2 separate regions of the Mus musculus genome follow, and region 2 is linked to region 1. A link is a loop called in an ENCODE intact Hi-C map of the cell type or tissue named here. Cell type or tissue: heart. All regions are shown on one strand. Links, peaks and the distances in the headings refer to the core of each region. The heading gives the core; the rest is flanking DNA.

Region 1 (10,878 bases), core at 1,111-9,110:
CCCTTTAGTTTACTTTTTAACTTAAGGAAATAAAAACTTTATGTGGAAAGAAGCATTTTGTCAAAATAATTTTATGTATTATAAATAAAATTTACTTTAATAAGATATAAAAATCACGACGCTTGGGAGGCAGAGCCAAGTGGATCTCTTTGAGTTCCAGAGGCCAGTCCAGGTCAGCTAAGGCTATATAGTGAAAACCCTGTCTCAAACAAAAATACACCAAATCTATAAAAGTTGCAGTTTCTAGTTAGTGTAATTTTTTTTTAATGCCCTCACACTCCCCCTTTTTGGTATTTTCCTCAACATTTCCTGTGTTTTATAAAACATTTTTATTTAAACTAGTTTTATTTCAAGTACTTACCTACGTAAGGCTAGTGGCAGCCTAACTGGACAATGTTACCATAAAGCATTTGACAATCATAACAGACATCAGGACAAGTGTGGATGATGCTGGGTGTAGTGATGTAGTGTTAATCCTAGCGACTGATAGGCAGGGGAGATCAGAGGACACATATCATAGGAATCATTTGTCTCCTTCCACATTTGGGCCCTGGGATTGAACAAAGGTTGTCAGACTTGTGAGTAGGATCCTCTGCTGCCTGAGCCATCTCACTGGCTCCACCAAATACCCCTTTTAAAAGAAGTGTTTTTACCTTTTTATTTATTGATAGATGGATGGTGTGTATGTTTTTGTGTGTGTGTGTGTGTGTGTGTACACGCACATATGCACAACGTAGTGCCCATGGGAAAGAGAAAGCTATGGTGTATGGGGTAGGTAGTTCTTTGCTTCTATCATAATTGGTTTTGGCTGAACTCAGGTTATCAACCTTGGCAACAAGTGCCTTTTCCTGATACACCATGGTCCTAAAATGGCTTTAAAAGTTCAAAAATAACTGGTGGTATTTTAAATAGAATTGTGAACTGACTTCTTTTTCCTTTTCTTTTCTACAGACAGGAAAGCTAATTTTGAAACCTAGACCTCATGTTCAATGACAGTCCGCACTGTTGCTAGAGAACCTAAACCAGTCTTTTCTCAAGTGAGTGATACAGCAAAATGCCATAGAGGATTCCTTTTGGAGTCGGACATGTGACGGTTTAGCAGCAACTGACAAGAAGTGTGCAATATTGGCCCAGATGATGTTGATGATGCTGGCTGAGCTCGCAGCGCCTCAGTACCTTTGATTACCTGTGTTCAGTATTAGTGTCACTTCAGCACTTCAGCCCCTGCACAGAACTCTGCGGATGAAGTATGTGGGTATTACTAAGTTAAACTTAGAAACCAAACCTCCTTCAGTTTTTATAATGTATTTTTGCAAACTATTGTAAATAGCAAATCAATGCCAATGTTAAACCAAGAGGAAAATGTTTGGACTTTGTTCTCCTGCACCAGTATTTGAGGAACCATCTGCTTGACATCTCCACAGCTCCTTAAACTGGCTATTACGTGTGCCTTTCATTCATAATGCCTCTTCCCATTGCACTGCAGGAACAACATCAAATTCCACTTAGACTGAGCAAATCTCATCTCCATTATGTTGAAAAATTTATAGATGTTTTGACAATTTTTGTTAAGCCTGATACTAGATTCTGGCAACTATTATACTTTTCAGTAAATTGTTTTCATTTAACACTAAATTACTTTTTAAAAAAAAAAAATTTAAAAACACCCCAAACTCTTCTGAATGTACAAGTTAAAAAATTATGTATTATCTGGGAATTTGACAGTCCTTATTTCAGGTGACTGGATTTTATGCTGTGGTAGACGTGTTACACTAATACCGTCCTGGTGTAGCTGATGGGCCCCGTCCATCACTAGTAACACAGAACCACACTACAAACCAGAGCCTGCAGCTCTCTCTGCTGGAGAGTGTTGATGGCATACTGTGTATGCGCAACAGCCACGTGTACTACAGTAGCCCTTAAAATAAAACTGTCGGAATTGCTGTAAATGCTTAAAGTACTAGAGGTGCCTTTTACCTGTTTATTAGAAGATTTTGAGAAAGTTAAATTATTTCATGAGCAATATGTTAAATTTCATCCAACATTAAACTAAATTTGAATAACAGGACAAAATCGTTTAACAAAGCTGCCATTTAACTTACATGTATTCATCTCTACTTTCCTGGGTATAAAATCACATTCTTTGAATTGCAGCAATAAAACCCTCTGCTTCTAAGAACTCTCTAAGAGGGTATTCTATGTGTTTTGCATTGTTTCATTTTCTGTAAATTTTGTAGGTAAATATGTGTATAAAAATAAATACTTTATATATAACTAGTGGTTAGAGATTTTCTTTGGTTTATTGTGTCTGCAACTATAAAAAAATAAACATATTCTAAGTATCAGATACAAGCTAACTCCAAATTAGATATTTTCCTTGAGCTTTAGCTTTATGTGTATGAGAGTTCTTCCTTTATGTATATCTGTGTACCAGTTGTGTGCCTATGGCCTGTGCAAGTAGGAAAGGAACATCAGCTCCCCTGGAATTGGAGTTACAGATGGTTGTGAGCCACCATGTGGGAACTAGGAATTGAACCCCAAACCTCTACAAGAACAGCCAGTGCTTTTACTGCTTCTTACCCGCTAGGCTATCTCCAGCTCCTATTTTATTGTAATTCTGCCTTGTAGACCAAACAGTTGCAGGTATGGCAGTTGTAGACTATTAGCCTTCCTCATGCCTTATTCATGATCTAATAGTGATTGGCTTTTACTCAAGAAACACATCATTTTTTACATTTGTTACATGGCTCTTACAGACTTGAATTGGGAATTTCCTCCAAGAGTATAAAGCCAAAGAAAAATTTAAGGCCCTTAGGGTTGGAATTCCTTTGAGTGTTTGATTAGAACCTGGTTCTTCTCCCCTAGAAGAGATATAATTGGATATACATGTAAAGTTGGCTTGTGTGCTCTGCAAGAGTAGCCAGTGCTGAGCCATCTCTCCAGCCTCAGAATAATTATCCTTTTGGTTTGTTTGTTTGCTTGCTTTGTTTTTTCATGACTGGGTCTCATTATGTAGCCCTGGCTGCTGTCCTAGAGCTCACTATGTAGACCAGGCTGGCCTTGAACTCACAGAGATCTTCCTGCCTCTCCATCCAGTCAGTATAAGTATTAAACATGCACATCTACAGTAACTTTGTTAGCGGCAGCCTAGAGCTACAATGCTCTGTAAAACCCACGATGCCAGGACCAGGCTATAGCTATTATTTCTAGCTCCTCGAGCAGTCCCTAAGGCATAGCAAGTAAGCACTTTGACTTGAGCGAGCAGATAGACTTGCTTGAGGATGAATGAATCGTGTGGAGTGGACTGGGCAGCAGACCATTTGAGAGCAACTTTTCAGAGCTGGCAGCATTTACATAATCAGCAAAGTGGGAGGTAAGTGACAGTGAGAGCAACGGGCTAATGCCAGACTGTTCTGAAGACACGCAACGCAACTTCCCTTTCAGAAGTAAGTTTCTTTTTTGAAGCAATCAAAATGGTTCTCACTCCTTTGATGTTTCACAAACTTTAAAGTCTGTGAATAGAGAAGCATCTCCTTTTTCATATGATCTTGGTGAATCTGGCTTAGTTTTTCAGATGACTACATAATCACAGTGGAGAGCAGTGTGAGACAGGGCAGTAGCAGGTTGAAGGAGCAGATGCTCTAGAGCCTTATTGCACGCTGCTAATACAGAGTCTAATGCACCTTTCCTGCACGGAGCTCCCAGGCTAGCAGGGACAGCATATAGGGATAGCTTTTCTGTTTGCACACTTTGGAAACTCTGGCACTGGAACTCAGGGCCTGGCACTTGCTAGGCAATCACTCGTTTGCTGAGGCTCATTCCTGCACACATTTGATGACAGGGACAATTCAGAGATAACTGCCACACAAAATACATGAAGGGCCCATGGTGATGTGTCTGCTGGGACAGCAGGAGAATGAGGACACTAAACCAGGCCCCATAAGTGGGGCATTTTTAAATATCTCCCATTTCCAGAATACATCCCTACCTATAACAGAAGGAATTTTAAGTAGATCTGAGAATATGCCCCAGGTGATAGCCAAATGATCAGTTCAAGGAACGCTAAACTTAAGCTATCCTTTGCCCAGGCCTAAGACTAGTTCAGGAGAGCTCCAGGAAGACAGAGGAGGCTCCCTGGTTTATAGAGGACGTGCTGGTAGCATGAAGCAGAATGCCATGATGTCAAACTCTGAAGTGGCTTTTACAGCTACAGGCTGGTGAGATGGCTCAGCAGTTAAGAGTGCCGACTGCTCTTCCAAAGGTCCTGAGTTCAAATCCCAGCAACCACATGGTGGCTCACAACCATCCGTCACGAAATCTGATGCCTACTTCTGGAGTATCTGAACACAGCTACAGTGTACTTACATATAATAAATAAACAACTACAGGACTCCACCAAAAGTTTTTAGAAAATATACTTAAGAGTCTCTTTTAGGAAGGCTATATTTCAAACAGATGTTTGAAAAAAAATAGTAACCTTTAAAAAAAAAGGATGAAATGATTCGGCAAATAAAGGCATTTGCCATGCAAACCTGAAAAATCAGAGTTTGATTCCTGGAACTGTTGTTGATGGAAAGAACCAATTCCTCAGAGGAGTCCTCTGATCTCCACCCGAATGAGGCAGCACGTGTGCCTACACATATACCACACATTTTAAAAAAAATTATTAGACAAATATTTTATGAGAAACTTTTTTATGTTGTCTCAGTCCCTAGCACAATGAAATGACTGGCTGAAAGTCACTAGGCTTCTTCTAAAACTATTACCTATGGGTGGCTGAGGAATGGCTCCTAAGAATGGTAAAGAAAGTACTGAGATTAAAGTCAAGATCCACCACCATCTTGCTGGCTGAACTTGCCTTTCGTACAGTTGAATTTCTGTAGAAGCCTTACGTTTGTACGATGGAAATGAGATGGGTGTGTTAACATTCCCAGGGACATCCAGGGCTCCACCCATTGTCAGGGATGGCCCCGCCCACATCACATTACACGCACGCGCAGTCCCTGCTCCCGCCCTCTGCGCAGGCGTGCTGCTTTTCCATGTGTGCTCAGGCCGTCACATTGGACCCGCTGAGGGGAGACGCCAAGTAACGTCGAGCCTGGAAGTCGCCACGGGCCCGGTGGGCCCCAACGACGGCTGCTGCAGTCGTCCTCTTCTGGTCTGTCACTGCAGCCTCCGTCGCCATGGGTAAGAGTCGGACGAAGCGCTTCAAGCGACCTCAGTTCTCCCCTATCGAGAGCTGTCAGGCCGAGGCGGCGGCCGCGTCGAACGGGACTGGGGACGAGGAGGACGATGGGCCCGCGGCGGAGCTTCTGGAGAAGGTGGGACGAGGGCATGGCCAGGCTCGGGCGGCGGGCGGCCGGGGGCCCGGGGGCCCGGGAGCGAGGTGCTGCAGCGCGCGTGCTCACTACGCGACTCTGACGTCTCGGTTCCCGCAGCTCCAGCACCCGAGCGCCGAGGTCCGCGAGTGCGCCTGCGCGGGACTGGCCCGGCTAGTGCAGCAGCGGCCCGCACTACCAGACTTAGCCCGTCGGGATGCTGTGCGCCGGCTCGGGCCGCTGCTGCTGGACTCGAGTCTGGCGGTAAGGGAGACGGCGGCCGGAGCTCTGAGGTGAGCCCGAGAGGGCCCGAGGCAGTGTCCCTGCGAGCAAACAAACCTGGGACACCCTCGCCCGATGCATTCTCTACTTCTGGGGGAATAATAACATGCCAGTTAGCTCAGGTTTGCAGTGGATGGAGATGTGAATTCATGCACCGAAGGACCCCGGGGCTCACACACTTTTTGTTGTATCCACCTGGCGCTTCACCAACCATCAAACCTCATGCACATTTACCCCATCTCAAAACCCACCATAGAGTCCCTGATAGGATAGTCTTTCAGTCTGGGCTCCAAGTACAGCTGACATTTCAGCATGTAAGATCTCTTTGCAGGCGCTCCACTGAGAGGGTGTCTGGAAACTGTCAAAAAGACTGGGCTGAATTTCAGTAAAATTTAGACCTTCTAGCATGGTGGCACAGACCTTTAATTCCCGCACTAGGGAGGCAGAGGCAGGCAGATCTCTGAGTTTGAGGCCAGCCTGGTCTACAGAGTGAGTTCCAGGACATCCAGGGTCACCCAGAGAAATCCTATCTCAAAAAGGCCAAAAAGCAAAAGCCACTCTAATGAACTGTAGAGAGGACAGAAAGTTAGTATTTGTGCTCTTACAGATTTGCCTGTGTGTATTGTTTCAGTCTAATAAATATTGGATGGAGCACCTGTGTGCCAGCCACTGGACGAGGCCAGTTCAAGGCCACCTTGAACTACTTAGTGAGTTCCAGGACAGCCAGGGCTGTTACACATAGAAGCCCTGTCTTGAAAAAATCAACCAACCAACCAGATAAATAAACAAATCTTAAGTCTATTGAGTAAGATTAGTGTTAAGAATATATTGATTATTATTAACCAAATAATTACTATATGTATAAATACAACTAGTAGTAATTGCAGAGACTACTATTAGGGGTATGATGGTTTGAATAAGAATGTCCCTCATAGGCTTATGTATTTGACCACTTAGTATTGAGTTCTCCTATTTGAGAAAGAATAGGAGGTGTGGCCTTGCTGGAGTACGCGTGGGTTTGTTAGAGGAAGTATGTCACTGAGGGTGGGATTTGAGGTTTCAGAAAGCCCACACCAGGCCCAACATCTTTGTCTATGATCAAGATACAGCTCTCAACTACTGCTCCAGTGCCATGCATGTCACCATGCTCCACGATGACAATGGACTAAGGCTCTGAGACTACAAACAAGCCTCCAGTAAATGCTTCCTTTATAAGGGTTGCCCTGGTCATGTTGCCTCTTGAAAGCAACACAACAGTGTAAGACAATGAATTATTTGATGTGCTGAGGACCAGGACAGTTGAAAATCTGTAGGCTTGCTCTCTAGCATATAACAAATACAGTTTTGTTTTGTTTTTTCCTGTGGAAAACCTTAACTGTGGTTAGACATACAGGGCTTAGCAGCATTTTGTGAGATGTGACTTGAAAGTAAAATGTGTTTACATTTCTTATGTAGAAACCTCAGTGCTTGTGGAGGTTTTGACGTTTGTGATGACATGGTGGCAAAGGACATCATGACGCCCCTGGTGGCACTACTGAGAGAGGTATGTGGCATTTAACATAGCCTGAGTGATGACTTCTGTGTGGTTTTTAGGAGACAGGTTTAGGAGGTTTTTTGTCTGTTTGTTTTTTATTTTTCAATACTTTGGTGTCGTCTTATGTGTCCCTTTAAATACCCTGTGACAATTTTATTTTTTCCCCTGGAAACTCGGTACAAAGGCCCCAGTAATACCAATCTCTATTATTTGTGTCTCTGCCACCTTTATGATTAGAAGAGCCCTTTCTAAAGATATGCACACTTACCCCCTTAGAACTCAAGCCCGTTCCCTGACTGCTCACTCCTGTGTGCCTGTCATTTAATCTTCACAGTGGTCCTATGGGACAAGTCTTTTTTCCCTTTCTTTTTTGTGGTGCTGGAAATGGAACTCAGATCTTTGTGCCTCCCACCAGGCAGGTGCTTTAGCACCACCCATCTGTATCCAAATCCAAGGCAGGTGTTCTTATACTAGTTCATACTGTGCTGATGGGCCCAAGGACAGACGTTATGAACTTACAAAGACTATGTTAGACTCATTGTTACGTGTTACATGTACATTCATGTTACATGCTGTAGCTCATTGGCTAAGGACACTGGACTCTTGTATTCCTCTCAGTCTGCCATGCCTTTTGTCCGTTTTACACTGATGCTATGAGACCTTGGTCAGTGCTCCCTTACAAGCAGTGCTGCTGCGCTGCAGGTGGCTGTGCCATGGGGACACCCAGTTGGGTAGAGATCAGGGATGCTGTAGAACTTCCTTCCTTGCAGAGGGCATTCTCCCATTAGACGTCTAAGACTCAGAAGACCTTTTAGAGAGTGCCCTGTTCTGTGCTAGGAAGCAGCCCTGCACAGAGGTCGGGGCTCCAGTTGGAGGCTAGAATGTCTGCAGCTAGAGCCCAGCTTTACCATACACTCAGCTGTGTCTTCAGGAGCCTCTTTTATCTTATTTTCATACGAATATTGGGAGGTTAAGGTTAATAGTTGAGCTGCTTCAAGTTTGTTGTGAGGATTAACTAGTAAATATATGTAAAATGCTCAGAATAGTACTTAGGGGATGTTGTACAGATATTAACTATTGTATTCCTTTGTCATTCTGTTTCTTTTAATATAAATTAATTATTCTTTTATATATATATATATATATTTATTTATTCGCTTTAAATCAGCACCCTCTGTCATTCTGACTTTTACTATATTAGGGGAAATACGTTGTATTGGTCTTATACTTTCATGTAAAGTGTGGGACAAATAACATCATTCCTTGACAACCTTTCTTATCTGTGTTTCTTGCCAAAGGGATGTATTATTTTTTTAAGTTTTTATTGTTTTTATTTATGTATGTCTGTGTGGAGTGAATGCTGTGTGTATGCAGGTACCTTCAGAGGCTATCAGATAGCGTGGAGCTGTAGTTACAAGTGGTTGTGTACCAATTGATGTGGATACTGAAAACTTAGCCTAGGTTTCCTGCAAGAGCAGTGCAAAACCTTCCTCTGGACAGACAGAGTGCTCTTAACCACTGAGTCATCTCCATGCCCAAGGGATGGACCATGTAGAGAACTGTACCTGTAACCATTGATGTAATTGTTAACTAACCCCTATCATTTCTGGGGTTTTTAAGGTTATAATTCTTTACTATTACTATCTTTTTTGCTTAATTATTCTTTTGAACCTAGGTGCTAATTATGATGTTTGGTTGCAGTGTCTCTCTGGACTGGATTCAAATGAGATGTCTCCACAGGAGAAAGCTGATAAGAGAAATCCTGTAGAGAGCATAGCCAATGAGGCTGTGAATGTGCTGTGGAATGTGTGGTAAGTGCTTTCTGAGGTCAGTCTCCTGTTGTGTCACTGCCCAGCCTGTGGTGCTCTCTGTTAAACTGTAGGCCCCGCCCACAGATGCTTGCTACTTTAGTTGATGGGGCAATCTGATGACTTGAGATTCATCCTAATCAGCATAGTGTACACCTGCTTTGGTATCTGGAATGAAAAGGGACCACGAACATTGGCTGATGTTGTTGTCCACTGTTCTAATAGTGACTGTTTGAACGGGAAGTAAATTCCCAAGAGGAACTCTCTTCGAATGAAGAGGAACAAGGCTGCTTCTCTTCCCTGTCGCTGGCACTGGTTAGGTTAGAGTGGACCATGCCTAGGAATGAAACAGAGCTTAGAAGCACTTCTTAAGCTTGGTTTTATGCCCATAATTATAGCAGTGTTATCGTTTCTTGTTTTTTTGTTTTTTTTTTTTTTTTGGTTTTTCGAGACAGGGTTTCTCTGTGTAGCCCTTGCTGTCCCGGAACTCACTTTATAGATCAGGCTGGCCTCGAACTCAGAAATCCGCCTGCCTCTGCCTCCCGAGTGCTGGGATTAAAGGCATGCGCCACCACCGCCCGGCAGTGTTATCGTTTCTTATATTCAGTTGGGAACAATTAAAATAGTGACCTGAAAGCAGTGTCTCTTAGACTTTAATATTGAGGTAGATCTTGAAAAGCTGCCTACATACCAGTCTGAGTCTGCTTATAATTTCATCTTAAACCAGTAATACTGGCAAAGATTTGAGAAAATGGCTTTTTCCCCTTTTATTTTTAGTTTTTCTTTTTCTTTTTTTGTTTGTTCCTTCCTTCCTTCCTTCCTTCCTTCTCTCCCTGCCTCCCCTTTAGCCCCAGGATCTTACTGTGTAATTTTGGCTGATCTTGAATTCATGTTCCTCTGTCCTTGGCCTTCTGACTGCTGGGATTGCAAACTGGCTATAAGAAATGGCACATGAGCAACTGATAGGTGTTTTTCTGTGCGCCATAAATCTTTTACTTTCTATAATTTTGTTGTTTGGAGCCCTGGGCCTCATGGCTGCTAGCACTAAACATGTTTAGCATTGTGCTTTTTCTCCTGTTGCTAGAAGATCACTGAGCTTGAAATTTGATTGATTGATTGGTTGGTTTTTTGGTTTTTCGAGACAGGGTTTCTCTGTATAACCCTGGCTGTCCTGGAACTCACTCTGTAGACCAGACTGGCTTTGAACTCAGAAACCTGCCTGCCTCTGCCTCCCGAGTGCTGGGATTAAAGGAGTGCGCCACCATGCCCGGCTGAACTTGAATCTTTAAATTTTCTTTAAGTTACATATATGTGTGTGGGTACATACATATGAGTGCTGGGCCCTTCCAGGGCAGAGACCTGGAGTTGGCTGTGAACCATCTGATGATGGTGCTGGCTATCAAACTTGGGTCTTTACAGAAACAACACTTAGTCTTGGCTGCTGAGGCATCTTTCCAGCTTTTATTTTATTTTTTGAGACAGGAGTAGGCCGGGTTAGCCTAGGGCTTGCCATGTAGCAAAGGATGGCCTTGAATTCCTCTCTCCTGTTTTTATTCCCACGTCCTGGCCTTACAGGTGTGGGCTACCACATGTGGCTTGAACTGGGAGTTTTAAGAATATTTTCTTTGAAGAGAGCCTAATACAGTGGTTCTTGATCTTCCTAATGCTGTGACCCTTTAATACAGTTCCTCGTGTTGTGGACCCACAACCATAAAATTGTTCTGCTACTATTTTATAACTGTAATTTTGCTGCTGTTATGAATCATTATGTAAATATCTGATCTGCAGGATACCTGACATGTGACCCCTGAAGGGGTCATGATGCACAGGTTGAGAACCACTGGCCTGATATTTCTATCTCCAAAGTAACCTTACTGTCTTGAGTCCTCTGAGTCCAGTCTTTACCACCTACAGTTGTCATCACTCTGAGAATTTT
Region 2 (9,219 bases), core at 1-8,000, 61 kb after region 1:
AGTACATCACATATCAGACATACAGCTGAACAAAATTGTCTGACTCCTTGGCCGCTGGGAAACAGAAGCAAGGCAGAGACACAAGGACAGAAGCCCATTACAGTTTGAATGCCACATACCCCTCACAGGCTTATGGGTTTGAACATTTACTAGATCTCCAGACAGTGATAGTGTTTGGGCAGGGCAGGCTATGAAACCTTTGAGACACGGGACCTAGCTAGTATAGATCCCTAGTATAGGTCACTGGGACCTAGCTAGTATAGATCCCTAGTATAGGTCACTGGGACCTAGCTAGTGTAGGTGGGTTACTAGGCATGGGCTTTGAGGTTTGTGTGGTCTGGTTCTAGCCTGCTTATCCTCTGCCTCCTGGCTCACCTGTGACATGACCACCCACCTCAGGTTCCCACTGAGCAAGACTGAGCTGTCTCTGTCACCACACCTTTCTCACCATCATGTGCTGGACCTTCTGAAGCCCAGAACCTAAAAAACCCTTCCTCCCTTAATGTGCTTCATTCAGGTGTCTTGTCAAAATGAATACACTGCCTATATCCTCTTTGAGGGCATGTCCCCATTTACCCAACTTCTTCTAAATAGGCTCTACATTTAAAGGGTTCTATCACTAATACCAGAGATCACTGTGTGTACTCTGTATTCTGTATTCTGTTCCTCTAGGGCCATTTTAAGGACCAAAGTCTGTATTGTGGTTTTCCAGAAAGACAGAAACATTATATACATACATACATACATACATACATACATACATACATACATACATATGTACATACATACATACATACATGTATATGTATGTGTGCATACATATATGTGCATATATATGTGTATATATATATGCATATATATGAATGTACATACACACAAGTATACATATACGTGTTTGTTTGATTGGTTTGGTTTTTCTGTTTTTTTTGTTTGTTTGTTTGTTCTGTTTTGTTTTTTCGAGACAGGGTTTCTCTGTATAGCCCTGGCTGTCTTGGAACTCACTTTGTAGACCAGGCTGGCTTCAAACTCAGAAATCCGCCTGCCTCTGCCTCCCAAGTGCTAGGATTAAAGGCATGTGCCACCATTGCCTGGCCATATACGTGTTTGTATACACACATACACATCTTTATTGCATTTAAAGGAAATGGTTCATAGGCTTAGAATTGTTGAAAAACTTGATGCTCTTCAATCTGCACCCTGGTGGTCCAGGAAAGCCAATGGTGCATCACTATGAACTGGAGGGCTAAAGGCCTCAGGTCCCAGTTGAGGGCATAAGTCTGATGTTCCAGCAGGAGCAACTAGGCACAGAGAGGGACTCTCTTTTCCCTTAGCTTATTATTTTTTTCCTATTCAGGCACTCAGTCGATGGCTGGTGAGACTGGGTGAGGTCTACTCACACTGCTCATCTCATTCACAGTCCCTGTCAGCCAGAGAGGAGTAATTTAATCATATACCGCCATAGATTTAGTCATAATGACAATTATTATGGGCCAGGTGGTGGCGGCACATGCCTTTAATCCCAGCACTCGGGAGGCAGAGGCAGGAGGATTTCTGAGTTCGAGGCCAGCCTGGTCTACAAAGTGAGTTCCAGGACAGCCAGAGCTAGACAGAGAAACCCTGTCTCGAAAAACCAAAAAAAAAAAAAAAAAAAAAAAAAAAAAGAAAAGAAAAGAAAAAGAGACAGAGCCTCTGACCAGGGCCTGGTGCCAAGAAGCCTAGGTTGACCTTGCTGTGCCTTATACAGGTTTTTTCTTTTCTTTTCTTTTCCTTTCTTTTCTTTCTTTTTTCTTTCTTTTTTCTTTCTTTCTTTCTTTCTTTCTTTCTTTCTTTCTTTCTTTCTTTTTTTTTTTTTTTCGAGACAGGGTTTCTCTGTATAGTCCTGGCTGTCCTGGAACTCACTTTGTAGACCAGGCTGGCCTTGAACTCAGATCCACCTGCCTCTGCCTGTTGAGTGTTAGGATTAAAGAAGTGTGCCTCTACTGCCTGACTATTCCTTTTTTTGTTTTGTTTTGTTTTGTTTTGTTTTGTTTTGCTTTGTTTTGTTTTAATGTGGGTGTTTAAGTCTTCATGCTTACATGGGAGGCACTTTACCTAACAAGCTATCTCTGGGTCAGATGATTTTTTTAAGGAATCTTTGAGAATATATACTCTAAGTGTCTATGCCACACATTCAATATTTAATTAAATCACTTTATTATTTTGTACACAAATCAGATTTCTACCTCAGGACCTTTGGACTTACTACTCCATCAAAGAAATCATTCTGTAAATGATCACGGCTTCGTCTCTTACCTAAGTCCTTCCTCAAATAACACTACCTCAGAGCAGCCTTCCCTGCTTAGCTCATCTAAAAATAGGATTCCTTTAGCCTGCTTTTTCCCCTTAGCACTGACCAGAGTGGGATTATATGCTTGCTTCACTCACTGGACACAAGGTCCATGAAGGCATGGACCTTATCAACATTGTTCTTTGCTGTATCCTCAGAACCTGGTATATAATTGCCTCTTGACATATTTGTTGAATTAATTGAATGGATTGAGTTTGAATATTTACCTCTCTTTGCCTCCTCATTCAGGCAGTAAATTCACGGAAAGCTGCCAAATACCCTGGTTGATTAACTTCTCTAAGGTCACTTTAACTTAGCTCTGTGTGGAGGATAGATAGCTCAGGATCTGCTGACAGCTTGAAGGAGTGGCTAAGTTACAGGCAGGACTGGGCCGACTGGGCAGGGTTGGGCAGCCAGCATTCCTTGCTGCTGCATGATATCCCTGAGGGTGGTAGCTCACCCACATTTGATTTGATTTTATTTTTGTTTTTGATTTTTGGGTTTTTTTTTTTTGTTTGTTTGGGGGGGGACGGGACAACAGGGTTTCTCTGTATAGCCCTGGCTGTCCTGGAAATCACTCTGTAGACCAGGCTGGCTTTGAACTCAGAAATCTGCTTGTCTCTGCCTCCCAAATGCTGGGACTAAAGGCATGCGCTACCATGCCCGGCTTACATTTGAATTTATAAAGTACTTTTACAATTTTTTATTTTTATGTACATTAGAGTTTTGCTTGCATGTAAGTCTGTGTTGTGTGTCAGATCCCCTGGAACTGGACAGTTGTGAGTTGCCATGTGAGTGCCGGGATTTGAACTTGGGTCCCCTGGAAGAGCAGCCAGTACTCTTAGAGGCTTTAAAGGTTGAGCCATCTCCAGCTCCTATAAAGTGCTCTTGTATATCATCTTATTTGATCATTTTTGCTAGCCTCTAGTAGTTCTTCACATTTGCTGAAAGAAAAAAAAATAGCTCACATACAACAAATAACTTTTGTTAAGGTACTATTGTAATGGAAAAAAAATTAAATATACAAAAATGTAAAAAAATACCAATGGCAGTGACTTATAACATGACATTTGCAGAAAAGTGCAAAATAACTGAATGTCTTGTATTTTGACATGTATTGTACAGAGACTTGGGGAAGAAATGGAAACATTTAATAGTGTGTCTTCACTTTCATGTGTGTGTGTGTGTGTGTGTGTGTGTGTGTGTCCCCGTCCGGAAAAGGAGGGCTTGAGTCTCAAGTTGTTATGTAGCTATGGATGGCCATGAATCGGAGATTCTCCTTTCCTGCTGAGGGTCTGGCACCAACCTCAGGGCATTTCGTGTGCTAAGCAAGCACTCTAATAGAGTTACAATTAGCTCAGCCAGTGGTCATTGTATTCTTTTTTTTTTTTTCCCCCTAAGAAAAAACGTAGAGCAATGATTCATTCTGTGACAAACAGATTTTTAATCCTTTGCAAAATAAGTAAATAAACAAAACCAATCACCACCACCCCAAACTTTCCAGGATATTGAACTGGGCACAGAGCCAAAACTCAAGTGTCAGTCAGGGACTCGGTTCTGGAATTTGCAGCGAGCTTGAAGCATGCGCACAGTAAGTGTTCTAGTCTTCTGGATAATGTTAATTACTGACAACCACCCCCTGCCCCCTTTTTGGTTATTTTTCGCGCCAGAAGAAAGCTACACAAATGGGCATTCTATGAAAAACGATCATTAACCGCAACGGTAGTGTGATTTTAGGTTTAAAAGGCTTCGAGTATTCTTAGTTATGAAAGTTGAGGGGCTTTGAGCTCGTAAGTGCACCTTGGAACAGCCGCGCTGTGTGGCCCTCCAGCCGGGCAGCGGTGCCAGCACTCGCGACCCAGAGGCCGCTGAGACCGCTCCGGAACCGAGATGCGCGTGCAGCCGCGTGCTAACCCGGCCCTTGAGCGGAAGCCCGCCCTTCTCGTGCTCGCGCGGCGCGCGGCCAGGAGCCCCGGGGCCGCGCCGGGACCGAGGGGCGGAGCCGGCGGTCCGGAGCGGGGTGGGCGGCGCAAACCAGTCACTTTCCGCGGAGTCGGCAGCCGCCTCGTGTGCCTCGGCGGCGCTTGAGCGGCAACAGAGTCCTGCGGCGGCGCGCGCGTCCGAGGTGCCCGGAGGCCCAGGTACGTGCGACCCCAGCTAAGCTAGCGCGGGACGGTTGACCAGGCGGTTGCGGCCCCGCTGCCTGCAGCCTGCCGCGGCCTCTGTGACGCGCGGTGCGGCCTCGGGGAACCCGCGGACGGCTGGCAGCAGGGACGGGGCGGGGCGAGCGCGGCGGCGGGGCAGGCGGAGCGGAGCGAGGGGCGGAGCCGGCGGAGGCCCCGCCCCGGGGCCGAGCAGCACGGACGCTACGGAGCAGGCGCGTCCCGCTGCCGCCGCCGCTGCCGCCGCCGCCGCCGCTGCTGCTGCCGCCGCCGCCACCACCGCCGCCGCCGCTCGCCCTTCTCGGGATCCGCCGCCGCCATTTGCACGGGAACCCCGGTGACAGGGGCTCGGCGGAGGGGCGGAGGGAGGGGGGAGGGCCTGCGAGCCCCGAGGGCGGGAGCGACGCCGCCGGCGCCGGCCAGGCTCCCTGCGCTACCGCGCCGCCCGTGGCGGAACCCGGGTGGCAGCGGCGGCGGCGGCCGAGGGCGGGCGTGCGCCTGAGGCAGCGGCGGCGGCGGCGGCCCTGCGGGCGGCCGGGAGGGGCGGGGGCAGCGGCCGCCGCCGTTTGATGGATCCGAGGATCGCCTGGTTCCAGCCAGAGCAGCTCGGACCGTCCAATAGTCTGTGGATGCAGATCTGGGAGACGACCCAGGGGCTGAGGAACCTCTACTTCAACCACCACTGTCACAGCAGCGGCGCGAGCAGCGCGAGCGGCGGGAGCGGCAGCGGCCCCGGCAGCCCCGGCGGCACGGCCCCGGCCCCGGCCGGCATGTTCCGCTCGGGGGAGCGCCCACTGGGCGGCCTCGCCGTGCCCGCGGAGCAGCGGGACTTCCTGCCCCTGGAGACGACCAACAACAACAACAATCACCACCAGCCGGCGGCCTGGGCACGGCGGGCATCGGCGGGCCCCTCGGCGTCGCCGGTCCCATCGGCTCCCTCGTCCCCGCGACCGGCGGCCGCACTCCCCGCCTCCGAGTCTACCGACCCGGCCTCGGGCAGCAGCAACAAGAGGAAACGTGACAACAAGGCCAGCACCTACGGACTCAACTACAGCCTGCTGCAGCCCAGCGGAGGGCGCGCGGCCGGAGGCGGACGGGCGGACGGCGGCGGGGGCGTGTACAGCGGGACCCCGTGGAAGCGACGGAACTACAACCAGGGAGTCGTGGGGTGAGTGCTGGCGTCGTGGCCTGCGTCTTGGAGGGTCGGCACACCCGCACAGCGGGGAACACGCCCACAGGCGGGAGGGGGGGATGATGGGTGGGGGATGGGGAGCCCCAGTGGGGCCTCCAGAGCATCGGTGGCCATTCATTCCTTCATAGCTTGACCAGTCTCGGTGGACCTTTCTTTGGAATTCCTTTGGAAAAAGTGGAGCTATCCTCTCCTTTTCGTAGTCATCTCTACCTTCCTCCTCTCCTAACTGTCCACACCTTCCCGATGCATTCTTGCTTGTCCTTCTCCTGGATCTTTCTATGCTCTAGAATTCAGCCTGCCCTCTGATCCCTTTCTGTCCTCCACACCTTGCTCCCCACCACCACACCCCAAGATGAAGCCCCTTAGCATCGGGCTAGTTAACTTCCTGAGAACGTTTCTGCCTTAGCGTCTTTAGATGTTAGGACCAGGAGGTGCTCTTCTTGCCAAGAATAGAAACATCCAGAATGCTCCTTCCCCTCCCCCAGTCCACGACGAAAATCTCCTCAGCCCTGAAAGACACTGCCTGCTCTTGATCCTTTGGCCCATCTTTTATATTTACTTAAGGAAAAAAAAAAAAAAAGCCAGTGTTTGCCATGTCTGTCGTGAGCAGAAAGCACTGAGTGACAGCTAGCTTGAAGTTGTCATAGATGGTGAGCTTTTCTGAGCCCTGACAGAACTTTGCAGGAGTTCATGGTCGGCAGCTTCTCACTGTGAGGTTGTCACTGTGGCAGAGGTAGCAGTGGTTTTCATTTAGGGGTGCTGGTGTTAGTGTGTGAATGTTGCACCACCGGTGACTTTGTGTTTAAAGTTCAGCTCTTACAAAATGGAATCTTACCTGAGCCCTAGTGAATTATGTACATAAGCTGGGAATGTTTCCAGCCTGCTTTTCCTTTGGGAAGAGCCCCTGTGTTGGCTGGATTAGGTTACTGAGTCTTTTCTTCTCGTTCTTTTTTTTTCCCTTTTCATAAACTTATGCTTTTGGATTTTGGTGTAGTGTGTGTGTGAGAAGTGTAGAGTGTGGTTTGTGTAGCTCCAGTATGGAAAACCAGCTCTGAAGGTTTTTGAGGGCAGTTTCTCGTTTTCAGGTACTGATCTGTAGTTAGGCCTCAGGAAATCAATCAGTAATCCCGTGTGAACTTTCTTAGACTCACCCAGTCAGCTCTGCCCTGGTTTTGGCAAGGAGAGATAGTTGTGTGTACCTTTTTGAAGGTTTGGTAAAATGAGTTGGTGGGTTCCATCTGCTGTAGTGGGCTGGTGTCTGCTCAGTACACTACTATTACAACTCCCACCTTTTATGGAAAAATGCAGTCATGTGGTTCAGGAGTGATGCTGGGGAATGCCTCATAGCTGCCCTCGTTTTCCAGAGGAGATCCTTCCTGGCTCAGGCATTTTTGCCAGCTTCAAGGGCGCTCTCCATGGTCATCACCTTACATTAAAGATTTGTGGTTCCATCCTGTTAGCCTTCCCATGGCAAACATAAACCTGTGGTTTAGTGGCAACAACTTAATGCTGAGGGTTCTGGTGGTCTTGTCTTCCTCGAGTGAGCTCTGCTTAGGTAATCACTGTCAAATAATACCTGGAAGGTCCCTAGCTGCATTTCACTGATGCCTCTGGTCTGTTTCTAGAAAAGATATGCTATAAATCCAAAGTGCTGGCTGCCCCTTAATCCTGAAAAAGTTCCCACGCAGAAGCTTCGGATACTGCCTTGCCCTCAGAAGGATCAGGGAGGAATGTTCACTTCCCTGAGGGATTACTGCTTAAAAACTGATTGTAAACTTGCTAAGCGGCTTATCACTCCATCAGACTTGTATTCTTACCCTGAAGAAGACGGCAGCAGTTAGGAGTGGCCCTCCTAGTGTGAGAGATGCAGTGAATAGTTCCTAAGGTTTGTTAAGAGACTCTGGGTTTTCAGTGATTCCATTCCTTTCCGATCTTCGTGGTCCAGTTTCTTAGCTTTTAAGGGAGTTTAGTTATTAAAATTTTCATTTACTTATTGTGTGTGTGTGTATATGCATGTGTTCACATGCATGTGTGCACATATGTGCCAAAGTAAGCGAGTGGAAGTAACAGGACAGCATATTGGGAGTTGGCATTCTTCTTCAGGGTCTTGTAGATTGAACTCAGTTCACCAGTGCTTGATGGCAAACAGCTTTTTCTGATGAGCCATCTTGCCAGCCTAGTTTTGCTTTTTTTTGTTTTTGTTTTTGTTTTTGTTTTTGTTTTTGTTTTTAAGAGACAGGGTTTCTCTGTGTAGCCCTGGCTGTCCTGGAACTCACTGACTGGCCTTGAACTCAGAAATCTGCCTGCCTCTGCCTCCCCAAGAGCTGGGATTAAAGGTGTGCGCCACCACCGCCTGACAGTTTTGCTATTTTAGTTACAGGTATTTAAACAGTAGGACTTCTGAGTGTACCTCAGTATGGTGCTATTCATTATGTGACAGAACTTTCCCTGGGGAGACATAACATACATGTCTACTCACTTTAGATAGGGAACTCAAAACAGACTTAAGTGTGAATACCATAAAAGCCAAAACTTGGTGAAATCTGACTTTTTGGGGGGTTACTTAAAGGAATATGGGTGAAAGGTTACTTAAAGGAGCCAGAAATGACTCAGACATCTGCATCACCAAAGCCTATCCAGCTCTCAAAGCTAGGGACCTGGAGCACATGGCACAGACCGCAGGCAGCTAAATAGGTAGACAGTGTCCTTTCTAGGTGCCTCAGTTTGTCTAAAACTCCTCCAGGTTTTTTCTGCTTCCAGGTATCCAGCTGGTCCCTGAGTTGTCATTGCAGCTGAGCTCTGCTCTTCTGAGTGGGTCTCTCAGCTTTGTTTGTTTGTTTGTTTGTTTGTTTACTTTTGCATGGAGTGGCACAGTGAATCTGGTTAGTTTCAGGGATATCCAAGCTGTTTTGAGTTGTTTACCTCCCTGTTTAAGGAGCTTCTTTGTAGAATAAAGATTTCAGTCTCAGAATACAGCACTGTTCAGAGGTCCAGCACTGTTCGGACATTAAATGTAGTGTGACTCTTAGCAGTATCTCCCACGTCCTGAGGTTTAACTGGTACCCTGCTGGTAGAAGAACAAATTCTCGTGCCTGCATTCTTGAGTGGACTCTCCAGGTAGGGACTCAGGACATGGCAGTAGAACTCTGTCCTTTATGCCTTTGGGCTAGTGGCTGACAAACTCCTGAGTTTTCATTAAGAGTTTGAAGCCAACTCTTAAAGGTGTCCAGGCTCTTGAGTCTTTTGGTTTCCCCTAACATGCTTCATGTTCTTGCAAGTGCAAGATCCTGTTTAACCCTCTTTATGTACGTATCCCCTTGTATTCACTGGATAGACACTCTCAGTAGCCCAGTGGGGCATCACTTGTATGGTACCTTAGGTTTCATCTCTAGTAATCCCACAAAAGGGGAAAAAGGTGGAAGAGGAGGAGGAGGAGGAAGATGAAGAAGAAAGGAAGGAAGGAAAGAAACAAATATTTGGATTTCATCCTAAAGTCTCTCTCTCTCTCTCTCTCCCTCTCTCTCTCTTTTTTAAATGAA

What was found. Hi-C counts contacts between places; a loop is a spot of excess contacts. Peaks named below come from ENCODE experiments on the same cell type or tissue, not always from the same donor. Only the 100,000 strongest peaks of a DNase experiment are listed, where the experiment ranks them.
Region 2: a loop joins it to region 1, with 2.8 times the contacts of the local background. A loop is called at or near these places in 4 of 42 quality-filtered maps.

Annotation. Positions count from the first base shown.
Region 1 is chr8:88,132,837-88,143,714 of GRCm38, forward strand. It overlaps Cnep1r1 (CTD nuclear envelope phosphatase 1 regulatory subunit 1), which reads left to right. Exons shown (of 6, transcript NM_029074.3): 6 at 952-2,361. The coding sequence ends at 993. Heatr3 (HEAT repeat containing 3) reads left to right here and starts at 5,049. Exons shown (of 15, transcript NM_172757.3): 1 at 5,049-5,321; 2 at 5,439-5,611; 3 at 7,056-7,143; 4 at 8,836-8,945. The coding sequence starts at 5,184. Mir7071 (microRNA 7071) reads left to right here and starts at 5,370; the gene lies at 5,370-5,438. In heart, for the core only: a CTCF peak has its summit at 5,567; DNase peaks (open chromatin) are centred at 5,005 and 5,465; H3K4me3 peaks cover 1,761 bases; H3K27ac peaks cover 1,100 bases.
Region 2 is chr8:88,194,847-88,204,065 of GRCm38, forward strand. It overlaps Tent4b (terminal nucleotidyltransferase 4B), which reads left to right and starts at 5,036. Exons shown (of 12, transcript NM_001372333.1): 1 at 5,036-5,656. The coding sequence starts at 5,058. In heart, for the core only: no CTCF peak of the experiment used is centred there; DNase peaks (open chromatin) are centred at 2,685, 4,305, 5,375 and 6,055; H3K4me3 peaks cover 3,401 bases; H3K27ac peaks cover 3,179 bases.